Linked DNA regions of Homo sapiens: region 1 is linked to region 2. A link is an interaction called in ENCODE POLR2A ChIA-PET data of the cell type or tissue named here. Cell type or tissue: MCF 10A. All regions are shown on one strand.

Region 1 (5,000 bases), 220 kb after region 2:
TACAGTCTTTAAACATGTATCAATGAACAGATCTGGAACAGTATGTATTAAATTTAACATGTTAAATTTAAGTCAATTTAATGTCATTTAGTTATTAACTATTAATTGATCTCATTAATTCGATGTTTCCAACTTCCTACCTCAAACTCAAAGAAAGTCACTACCCGCTTCTCTTCCCCCAATTAATCGCCAAAGCGTCTCTCCTTCATTCAGCCCATCCGTCAGTCATTAACACATACTCCCTGAGTGTCTGCTCAGAGCTAGCACCATGCTAGGACCCCCTCCTCATGAAGCCCACTGGCTAGAGGAAGAACTTCTCTGTTCCTGCTCCCTGAGACAAGAAACCTTGGACAGATTTTGATTCACGAGTTTTGACCTTGCTGGGGAGCCTCTGAAGGGCCCTTCTACTGCTTTCCTGATACATTTTCTCTGACCCAGGATGACCTTTCCATGCTGGACGGGGTGAGGAGCTTAGGGAATATAACATTTATTCCATCCTCTGAGCCAAGATCTGTGCTAAGCACTTTACATGCATTACCTCATTTAATCATCACAACAGTAACAATCACAACTAACACAGATGGAGCGTTCAAGATGTGTCAGATACAACTGTGAGCACTTATCACCTCATTTAATCTGCACACTACCAATTGCTATAGGCACTTCTATGATCTCCACGTTACAGATGAAACTAAACTTTGCCCATAGTCCCAGCCAGCAGGTGGCAGAGCTAGGTAATTTCAATCCAGACAATCTCGCTTCAGGGTCTGGATTCTCAAATACTATGCCACAGAGCAGCCCTGCTGAGTAACTTTCCCAAGCTACATAGTTTTGAAGTAGTGGAGCCAAGATAAAATCCAGACAGATTCCAGAGTCTACATTCTAACCACCAACCCAGTGGGGTCTCATACCTCACAGTCCGTGGACACCTGAGAATTCCCTTTCTGGGGCCCACAAGGTCAGAGCTATTGCTATAACAACACTAAGATGTTGTCTGCCTTTTTCACTCTCAGATGTGTAGAGTGGAGTTTTCTGGAGGCTATCATGTGTGAAAATGTCATCATTCTGGTGGCTTATGAAATGTGTGATTGTTTAATCTTATGTTTTAAATTTTTCTGATTTATGAATAAGGCCTGTAGTCTAACTAGCATTATTATACCAAATCAATTTCCTAGCTTTCATATTGTACTAAAGCTTTGTAAGATGTTACTGCTAGAAAAGGCTGGGTAAAGAGTACACAGGACTTGGGCCGGGCGCAGTGGCTCATGCCTGTAATCCCAGCACTTTGGGAGGCCGAGGCAGGCAGATCACTTGAGGTCAGGAGTTCAAGACCAACCTGGCCAACATGGTAAAAACCTATCTCTACTAAAAAAACAAAAACTAGCTGGGCGTGGTGGCGCACACCTGTAATCCCAGCTACTCAGGAGGCTAAGGCAGGTGAATCACTTGAACCCGGGAGGCGGAAGTTGCAGTGAGCCGAGGTTATGCCACTGCACTCCAGCCCGGGGGATAGAGCAAGACTCCTTCTCAAAAATAAATAGAGTACATAGGACTCTCTACACTATTCTTATAACTTCATGTGGATCTATAACTATTTCAAAATACTTTGTTATAATTTCCAATATGGTAAACATCCATAGATACAACAAACATCATCAAAAAGCTCAAGCTGCTACTGCACTAAGACCGCCTCCAGTCTTCCATCGTACCTCCCCTCTCAGGGCTAAGAAGACAGGACCGACTCCTAGAGACCAAACCTACAAGAGTGGAGGGAGGCAGGGGGGCTTAATCCAAACATTCATGTCCTACGTTCTCCCCTTCCTGGGCACCTCCCCCACTTCCTGAGTACAACTGTTAACATTAAAAACTACAAGCGTTACAACTATAAGCTTTCTCCCCTCTTCCTCCTCCTTCCTTTTTCTCCCTTTATGCCCTGCAATATCTTTTTCTTCCATACTTTGTTTTATACATTTTCCCTTAAAAATAAGCCATGAACTTTGGGAGGTTGAGATGGGTGGATCACGAGGTCAGGAGATCGAGACCATCCTGGCCAACATGGTGAAACCCCGTCTCTACTAAAAATACAAAAATTAGCTGAGTATGGTGGTGCCTGCCTGTAGTCTCAGCTACTCGGGAGGCTGAGGCAGGAGAATCGCTTGAACCTGAGAGGCGGAGGTTGCAGTGAGCCGAGATCGTGCCACTGCACTCCAGCCTGGGGACAGAGTGAGCCTGTCTCAAAAAAAAAAAAAAAAAAGCCATGAAAAGGAATTTCTATAACTTTCTACATCAATGTACATGTGAAAAGAGTGTGAGCAGTGTCAAGTATGCAAAGTTAGGGACAAAACATGGCTGTGACATTTGCTTTCCCCAAACAGGCACAAGAGTCTTTATCATTTGAAGGGTTTCACTGCTAATCTCTAAAGGAGAAAAAGCAAAATATACCAGAATAAACTGAGATAAGTTGCAATGGCTTCAGAGTATTAATAAACACAACAACTTACTGTCAATGCCCGTTTAGGCTCCTGCAGGGAATGGAGAAAAAAGCAGAAGAAAAGTTCCCAATACTTTAAACCCCAGGGTGGTGAAGCTGAGACCCCAGCAAGGTGAGGTTACCAAAAGGGGCCAATTTGCATTTGTATTCCAGGCCTGGGCTCTACCCAGAGAACACTTTAGCCTCCTAGAAGCTAGTCCCCACTATCCTAACCTAGTAGGATTTCCCCTATGGCTCTGTTACAACACTCTCCACAACTTGCAACAGTGTGCCCTGTGTATTGTGAAAGCCCTTCCTGGTTGGCTTGGTTAATCACCTCTCCAGAGAGGCAAGTTTAGGGCTGTAGACAGGCAGGCTGTGCTTACTCGCCTCGATACAGCCTGGCACAGAGTGCCCAGCTCAGAGCAGTGGTCACTGCGAACGGGCAAACAAATGCCTGGCAATCAACTGCCCAGAGGTCTGGGCACAGAGAGATGGCTGTAAGAGCAGTACAGCCCCAGCTGGCCATGGAGTCCATGGAAGTGGATGAGAATCCTCGATGGAAAGCAGAGGAGAGAACAGCCGAAAACAAAGCCCTCAGAATGCCCTTATCAAAGAATGAAACGGAAGAAGAAGCACAGCAAATGAGTCCCAGTCCTAGAAGTCATCGCAGAGCCAAAGAGGCACCAAGCACATGGCATCACCAAAGCTGGGGAAGACTCCAGGAAGTGAGGGTGGTCAACAGAGCCAAACCCTGCTGCTGATCCTTCAAAATCTGTCACGTCCAATTCCTTTCTCCAGTTCCCATTGCCACTGACATCTTCCAACCTGAAGTTATTCAGGAATCTCCAATCATCCTGCACATATTAGCAGCAAGTGTCCATGTGCTGGAGCAGCGCTACCTGGGGAACGCAGCAACCAAGAGAAGGGGCAGGTCCTGCCCACCTGCACCCCAAGCTAATGTGGCAGACTAGGGGTGTTCAACGTCTCAGTGACCTAAAGAGTGATGTAGGAGAGATAAGGAGGGGACAGTGCAGTGCTTTAGTTAGGATGGCAGGGGGAGGCCTCTCAGAGAAGATGTCACACAGGGACTTGGACTTGAGAGATGAAAATGAGTCATGTATTAAGAACTGAGCAGTCCAGGCAAACATGCCAAGGAGAGAAGGGGCCTGGGCTGTTCAGGAATAAAAAGAGGCCACCGCGGCTGCACCAGAATAGAGACGGGAAGAAAGCAGAGGCAGCCACCACTGGAACATGCAAAACCAAGGCAGGGCAAAGAGCTGGACTCAATTCAGAGAGCGGTGGGATGACACAAGAGGGTTTGGGCAGGAGAGTGACGAGATGGGGTGAGGCTTTCTGGCATCTAGGCTACTCTACATTCAACTTCTCTGAACCTTTTGTCTTCTTGAATAAGCAGTCTACAAAGTATCTGATTCAAAACGCTTTTTAAACTTTCTAAATAAAATCTAGTCATTGGTCTGCTGGCTTTAGAGACTGTCAACGTTCAAGAGAAGCAAAGAAAATAAGTCACCTGAGGGCTCATCCCCTCCTCTTGTCCAGAAGATTCTAATACAGAATGGGAATGGGTGAGGGTGGGGACAGGGGATTGGTAAGCAGGAGAAGGAGCTTTCTACTGCCTCCCACTGAGGCTGTTACTGGTGAGACTGAGTTTTAACTTCTCAAACTATCTTCATCCAAAGCAACAAACTGTGGGCTACAGCCTTTCATCTCAGATGGGGTTTGTTCGGTCTACCCATGGATTTAAAAAAAAAAATTCTATTGGAAGAAATCACAGAAAAATCCCCATTTTACTCTTACAGGTCATCCCTGGCCCCTACAGGCATCTGGGTTCCTGGCACACCCTCTGGCCCCTCCTACCCTCACCACATTAGGTCCCCTTGCTACTCTGGGCCTTTCTCAATTTAGACTTTCACCTGGCCCTCAATTCTTCTGACGATCAATATCCTCCACATCCTTCCAGGTCAAGTTCAAATCCCAGCTCCTCCACGAAAACATTCCCAACAACTCGCAACGACCGCTGGCTTTTCTGATTTCCCAGATGGTGAGCTGCATGTTCTGTAAGGCCTATGGAGAATGGTCCCATAGGGAGGAAAACGTTGGCGAGGAAATCAATCAGGAGCTTTCTGTAATAGCCCAGAGAAGGGATGTTTGGGTCTGAATTCAAGCAGTAATAGTAATTAAACTATTTTACAGGACAGAATCAGGACATGGTTACCGGCTGAAAAATAACAGTAATAAATAATAATTTACGGTGTTTCCTATGTCAGGCACTAGCCTAAGGGCTTTACATCTATAAACTCATTTACTATTGACTGCAACCACACGGGGTAGGCACCATTACTGTCCCCATTTAACAGATAAGAAAGTGAACACAAATAAGCCGAGGACTTGCCCAAGGTCACACAGCTGGAATGACATTGCCAGAACTGACCAAGGAGAGTGAGTTAGAGGGCATCAAAGGAGAGGCAGAGAAAAACAGTCCCACAGCTTTTTTCTCTGCCGAAGTGTT
Region 2 (5,000 bases):
ATATTCAGCAAGACATAACAACACCCTACAGTGTGTAAGACCACGTGAGTCATCTCCAAACCAGAACCCTTTTGAGAATAAAGGGGACATTAGTAATAATTCTTCTGGGATGACAGGCATACTTTGGGGCCATCCTGAGCTCACCAGGAAGTGTGGTCCCCGAACCATGAGCCAGGCATGGGTCTAAGTGCTTTGCGTGGACTAGCTCATCTTATCCTCATCTACCCTTATCCCCATTTCACAGATGGGAAAGTCAAGCCACACAGCTGTGAAGTGGTAGATCCAGATCCAGGATTTGAACTTGGATAGGCTAACTCCAGGTCCCATGTCCCTTACCACACTATGCCTTGCTGCCTCTCCGGGAGCCAGGATGTTCACTCAAACATGCTGACCCCCAACACTGTGCACTGGGCACACCCACAGTGTCTCCTCTCTAAAGTCTTTGCTCAAAGAATCTCTACCTGACAATGCAATGGTATCGCCTGCAAATTCCAAATCCTTAATACAGGGCTGGGTATTAGCCAAAGAAAAAAGGCTGAAAGGAAGAGGAATCCCATGGACTCCAGGCAGGGTCATTTCCCAACAAGACCAGAAACATCCCGTTCTATCTTCTCCTTTGACAGTTTCCCGAGAACTGCAACACTATCACATCTTTTGGGAAGGCGATTCCTTCCTTTGTATACCTATTTAACACACAGTACTGGATAGACGACCTTGCCCCTGAAACGCCCCAAGAGGCAGCCAGTGGGAACTGCATCCTTGAACCCCCTTGACCTCTAGCTGCCCTGTGGGCTCAGTCAATGGGAGGCACATAGAGAAGTCAAAGAATGAGTGGCTGATGAGGTTGGGGTATTCGTTCCTCTGCTCTCTCCAGGCCGCAGCTCCTTCTAGGCAGCCCTTCCCTCTCCTGGTCTGCTCAGGCCTGAGGGTTATAATAACTCCTGCAGTCCGACGCTGCCTTTGTAAGCTGTATCTTTACTAAAAATCCCAATTTGAACACATCAACTACTACCTGCCAGATGCTGTTTCCTGATAGTCTAGTAAGGAAGCCCACAAGCAAGTAGATAACTCAGACAACTCATTCAAAAAATATTTTGAACATGAACTATTTGCCAGGCAGTACACTGAACGCTGGGGATATACAATAAGGAGAAACAGACACAGTCCTTGTCCTCATGGAGCTGACAGTCTGATAGGAGAGACCATCAAATCCCAGAAATGGGTACAAAAGGACAGCTGGAAGTGCTCTGTGGGGGCAATGTGGGATGCCAGAAGAGGTGACCTGGAAGGGCACTGGCCTGGCCAGGGAGGTCTGGAAGGCATAAGGGACACCAAGGAAGCATTGTGCAGGACCATCGGAGGAGGCGGGGACAGAGAAAAACCTGGGCACCCAATGACAAAGGCCAAGAGGGAGGAAGTGCAGCCCAAACAAAGCAGCAGGTGCATGAAGCAAAGGAAGAGGCCTGGGAGGGAGCAAGGCTCAGGGAGCAGGCTCAGCCCTGGGGTGTGGGGATGTGTTGGAAGAGGGGGCTGCAGAGCAAGGCAGGGGCGGGATCTGGAAGGCCCCTACCCACCATTCCAAGGCCTTTCAATCTTACTCGGACCCAGTGTCTCCAAATCTTAGCCATGAAGTTCCTCCTCACATCAAACTCAGTCTTATAGTCAACAGTTGCAGTGGGAATCCTCCCAGGTCCAAACTGGATGGTGTCTCGGCTGTGTTTTGAGCAGCAGCTTCCCCGTTACCTTTGACCTTAGAGGATGGATGTTGAGAATGGGGCTTTGGGGTCTGCCTGTCTGGGTTTAGATTCTGTCACACATTTGCCAGCTGGCTCAGCCTTGGGAAAGACAACTTCTAGCTGACCCAGATTACTTCTCCATCATAAGGTATATTCATATGGATAATAGGAGACCTTTTTGAATGTGATGAAGTTCAAGGAGTGCTAAGGACGCTGCTTGGCACAGAAAAAGGGCTCAGTAAAGTGTGAGCTGTTATGATCGCCATTATGGAACCCCATAGACATGGAAAAAAATCTCACCCTAAAAACACCTCGTCACACAGAGATGCTCACGGAAAGTCATGCAGAGGTTATTAAATATCTGATAAGGACCGCTGTCTGATATTGAGAAGCCTTATCATTTTTTAAGCCCTGAACAATCTAATTAGTGGTTGCTTTCAAAGCCAGTCAACCCTAAGTCTCCCCTGCTGCCTCTTAAACAGGAGGTATTTCTGCTGGCCCAGGCCCCTGCAGAAATTGTCTCCAAGTACAAGAGCTCATGGGATGTTCTTGGGAATGATTCAGTAACAAAACGCCACTTTGTGCCAGCAGATGTTTTGCAATAATTAAGTGTGGTCCCTGAACATAAAAATCAGAGCTGCTGAAAATAAAAATCTTGAGAGTAACTGCAATTTCTGGGACAGCTGCTCCCTCTGGGTACAGAGGAGAGGGGAAATGATGTTCTTACCAGAATGCTGGCTGGAAAGAATAATAGATTAGATCCAGAAAACCTGGGTTTGAGTTCTGTTTTACTCAGCATTTATCAGCGTATTTATTGAACACAGAGTACATGCTGGATGCTGGGTACGTCAGAGAGGCGATGCTGGGACATCTGAGTCATGCATCTTGAGTCCAGTCACGATTTTGCCTCTTGCTACCCGAGTGACCTTAGCCAAGTTACTTAGCTCTCTAAGCCTCCATTTTCATGTCTGTAACATGGGAAGGGGCCTAGGGCAGAACCTTGAGCCATATTTTCATTCCTGAAAATAACAGCAAAACAGGAGCCAGCAATACTTCTGAGGAGAAGCTTCCAGAGATACAGAATGAAAACCAGGAGATGGTGGACTGAGCATCATTGCAACAGGAAAAAGATTGTTTGCAGAAAAAAAAGAACGGTTCATGGCCACAAAGAGGTCTTGGGGGTAAGGCTCAAGAAGCCAACACTGGATCTCAAAACAGGAAGGTTCCATCCTGCAGAAGCCTCTCCACTGCCCCCTTTCCCCACACCAGATGTGTATGAGTCCGTTCTCACACTGCTATGAAGAAATACCAGAGACTGGGTAATTTACACCGAAAAGAGGTTTAATTGACACAGTTCTTCATGGCTGGGGAGGCCTCAGGAAACTGACAATCATGGCAGAAGGCATCTCTTCATAGGGTGGCAGGAGAGAGAATGAGTGCCCCGCGAAGGGGGAAGCCCCTTATAAAACCATCAGATCTTGTGAGAACTTGATCACTATCAGGGGAACAGCATAGGGAAAACCGCCCCCATGATTCAATTATCTCCACCTGGTCCTGCCCTTGACACGTGGGGATCATTACAATTCAAGGTGAGATTTGGGTGGGAACACAGAGCCAAACCATATGAAGGTGGTTCAGCAGCCTGACGTTTCCAGAATCCTTCACTCTTTCTCTTCTATACCTGTAGTAGGATGAAATAGAACCATACCAAGAAATCAGTTCTTAACCCCTGGAATCTGTGACTGTTACCTCAAATGAAAAAGCAGTCTTTGCCATTAAGGATCTTGAGATGGGAAAGATTATCCTGAATTATCTGAGTGGGCCCTTGGTATGAGCTAAACTGTATCCCCCCAAAATTCATATGTTGACATCCTAACCCCAGAAATTGCTGACCAGGGAAAGAATACAGAAAAGCTAACTCAGAGTGCGACTGTGTTTGGAGATAAGGTCTTTAAAGAGGTCATTGAAATGAGGTCCTGAGGATGGGCTCTGATCCAACATGACTGGTGTCCTTATAAGAAGAGATTAGGACACAGGCACACACAGACGGAAGATCACGTGAAGATACAGGGAGAAGACGGCTGTCTACAGCCAAGGAGAACGGACTCAGAAAAGACTAACACCGCTGACACCTTGACCTGAGACTTCCAGCCTCCAAAACTGTGAGACGATAAATTTCTGTTGTTTAAGCCCCCAGTCTGAAGTATTTGTTACGGCAGCCAGGGCAGACTAATACAGCCCTAAGGGCAATCACAAGTGCCCTGACAAGAGGGAGGCAGAGGGAGACTTGACACAGACACACTGCAGATGAGGAAGCAATGTCACTGATATGGTTTGGCTCTGCGTCCCCACCCAAATCTCATCTCAAATTGTAATCCCCATAATCCCCACATGCCCAGGTGTCAAGGAAGGGACCAGGTGGGAGGTGATTGGATCACGGGGGCGGTTTCCCCCATGCTGTTCTCATGAGTGAGAACATGCATCTTGAGTCCACTCACGATTTTGCCTCTTGCTACCCGAGTGACCCTAGGCAAGCTGCTGAGTGAGTTCCCGTAAGAGCTGATGGCTTTAGAAGGCAGTTTTCCCTGCTCTTGCTCATTATCTCTCACCTGCTCCCATGCAAGATGTGCCTTCTTCCCCTTCTGCCATGATCGTGAGTTTCCTGAGGCTTCCCCAGCCCTGAGGAACTGTGTGTCAATTAAACCTCTTTCCTTTATGAATTACCAAGTCTCAGGCACTTCTTTATAGCAGTGTGAAAACAGACTAATACAGTGACCATGGGGGCAGAGATCAGAGGGATGCAGTCACAGGTCAGGGAATGGGACAGCCACCAGAAGCTGGAAGAGGCAAGGAACGGATTCTCCCCCCAAGCCTCCAGAGAGAATGCAGCCCCACTGATACCTTAATTTTGGACATCCGGCTTCCAGAACCATGAAAGAATGCATTTCTGTTGTTGTAAGCCACTAAGTTTGTGGTCATTCGTAACAGCAGCCACACACATGAAAATACACTACCTAATATTAAAATATGAGGCATCATTTACAGGGCTCAGGTGCAGTGCTAGGAAGTAGGGTTACGGAGTAACACAGATAAAGACAGTGTCAGGTGACCTCAGGATCATAATACCTTAGCCATCTAGCATCTTTGACACACATTACAGGGCACAAGCAGGTGATCATGACCCTTTTGGAATATTAGTTCAACAAGTGTTTCTTAAGGATCCCAAGGATTGTCCTAGGTACTGGAGCAGGGGACAGTTGTGAA

Evidence for each region. Peaks named below come from ENCODE experiments on the same cell type or tissue, not always from the same donor. Only the 100,000 strongest peaks of a DNase experiment are listed, where the experiment ranks them.
Region 1: POLR2A ChIA-PET joins it to region 2 with 5 read pairs; 1 of 35 experiments calls an interaction of 5 or more read pairs at or near these places.

What each region holds. Positions count from the first base shown.
Region 1 is chr1:13,721,752-13,726,751 of GRCh38, reverse strand. All of the region lies in intron 2 of PRDM2 (PR/SET domain 2), which reads right to left. Among named protein-coding and RNA genes, the nearest start is that of PRDM2, 24 kb to the right of the region's middle. In MCF 10A, a CTCF peak has its summit at 713 (motif pointing right); DNase peaks (open chromatin) are centred at 731 and 2,771.
Region 2 is chr1:13,946,578-13,951,577 of GRCh38, reverse strand. It overlaps a transcript of KAZN not described here. Among named protein-coding and RNA genes, the nearest start is that of PRDM2, 250 kb to the right of the region's middle. RefSeq lists a silencer at 4,520-4,752. In MCF 10A, a CTCF peak has its summit at 818; DNase peaks (open chromatin) are centred at 2,317 and 2,597.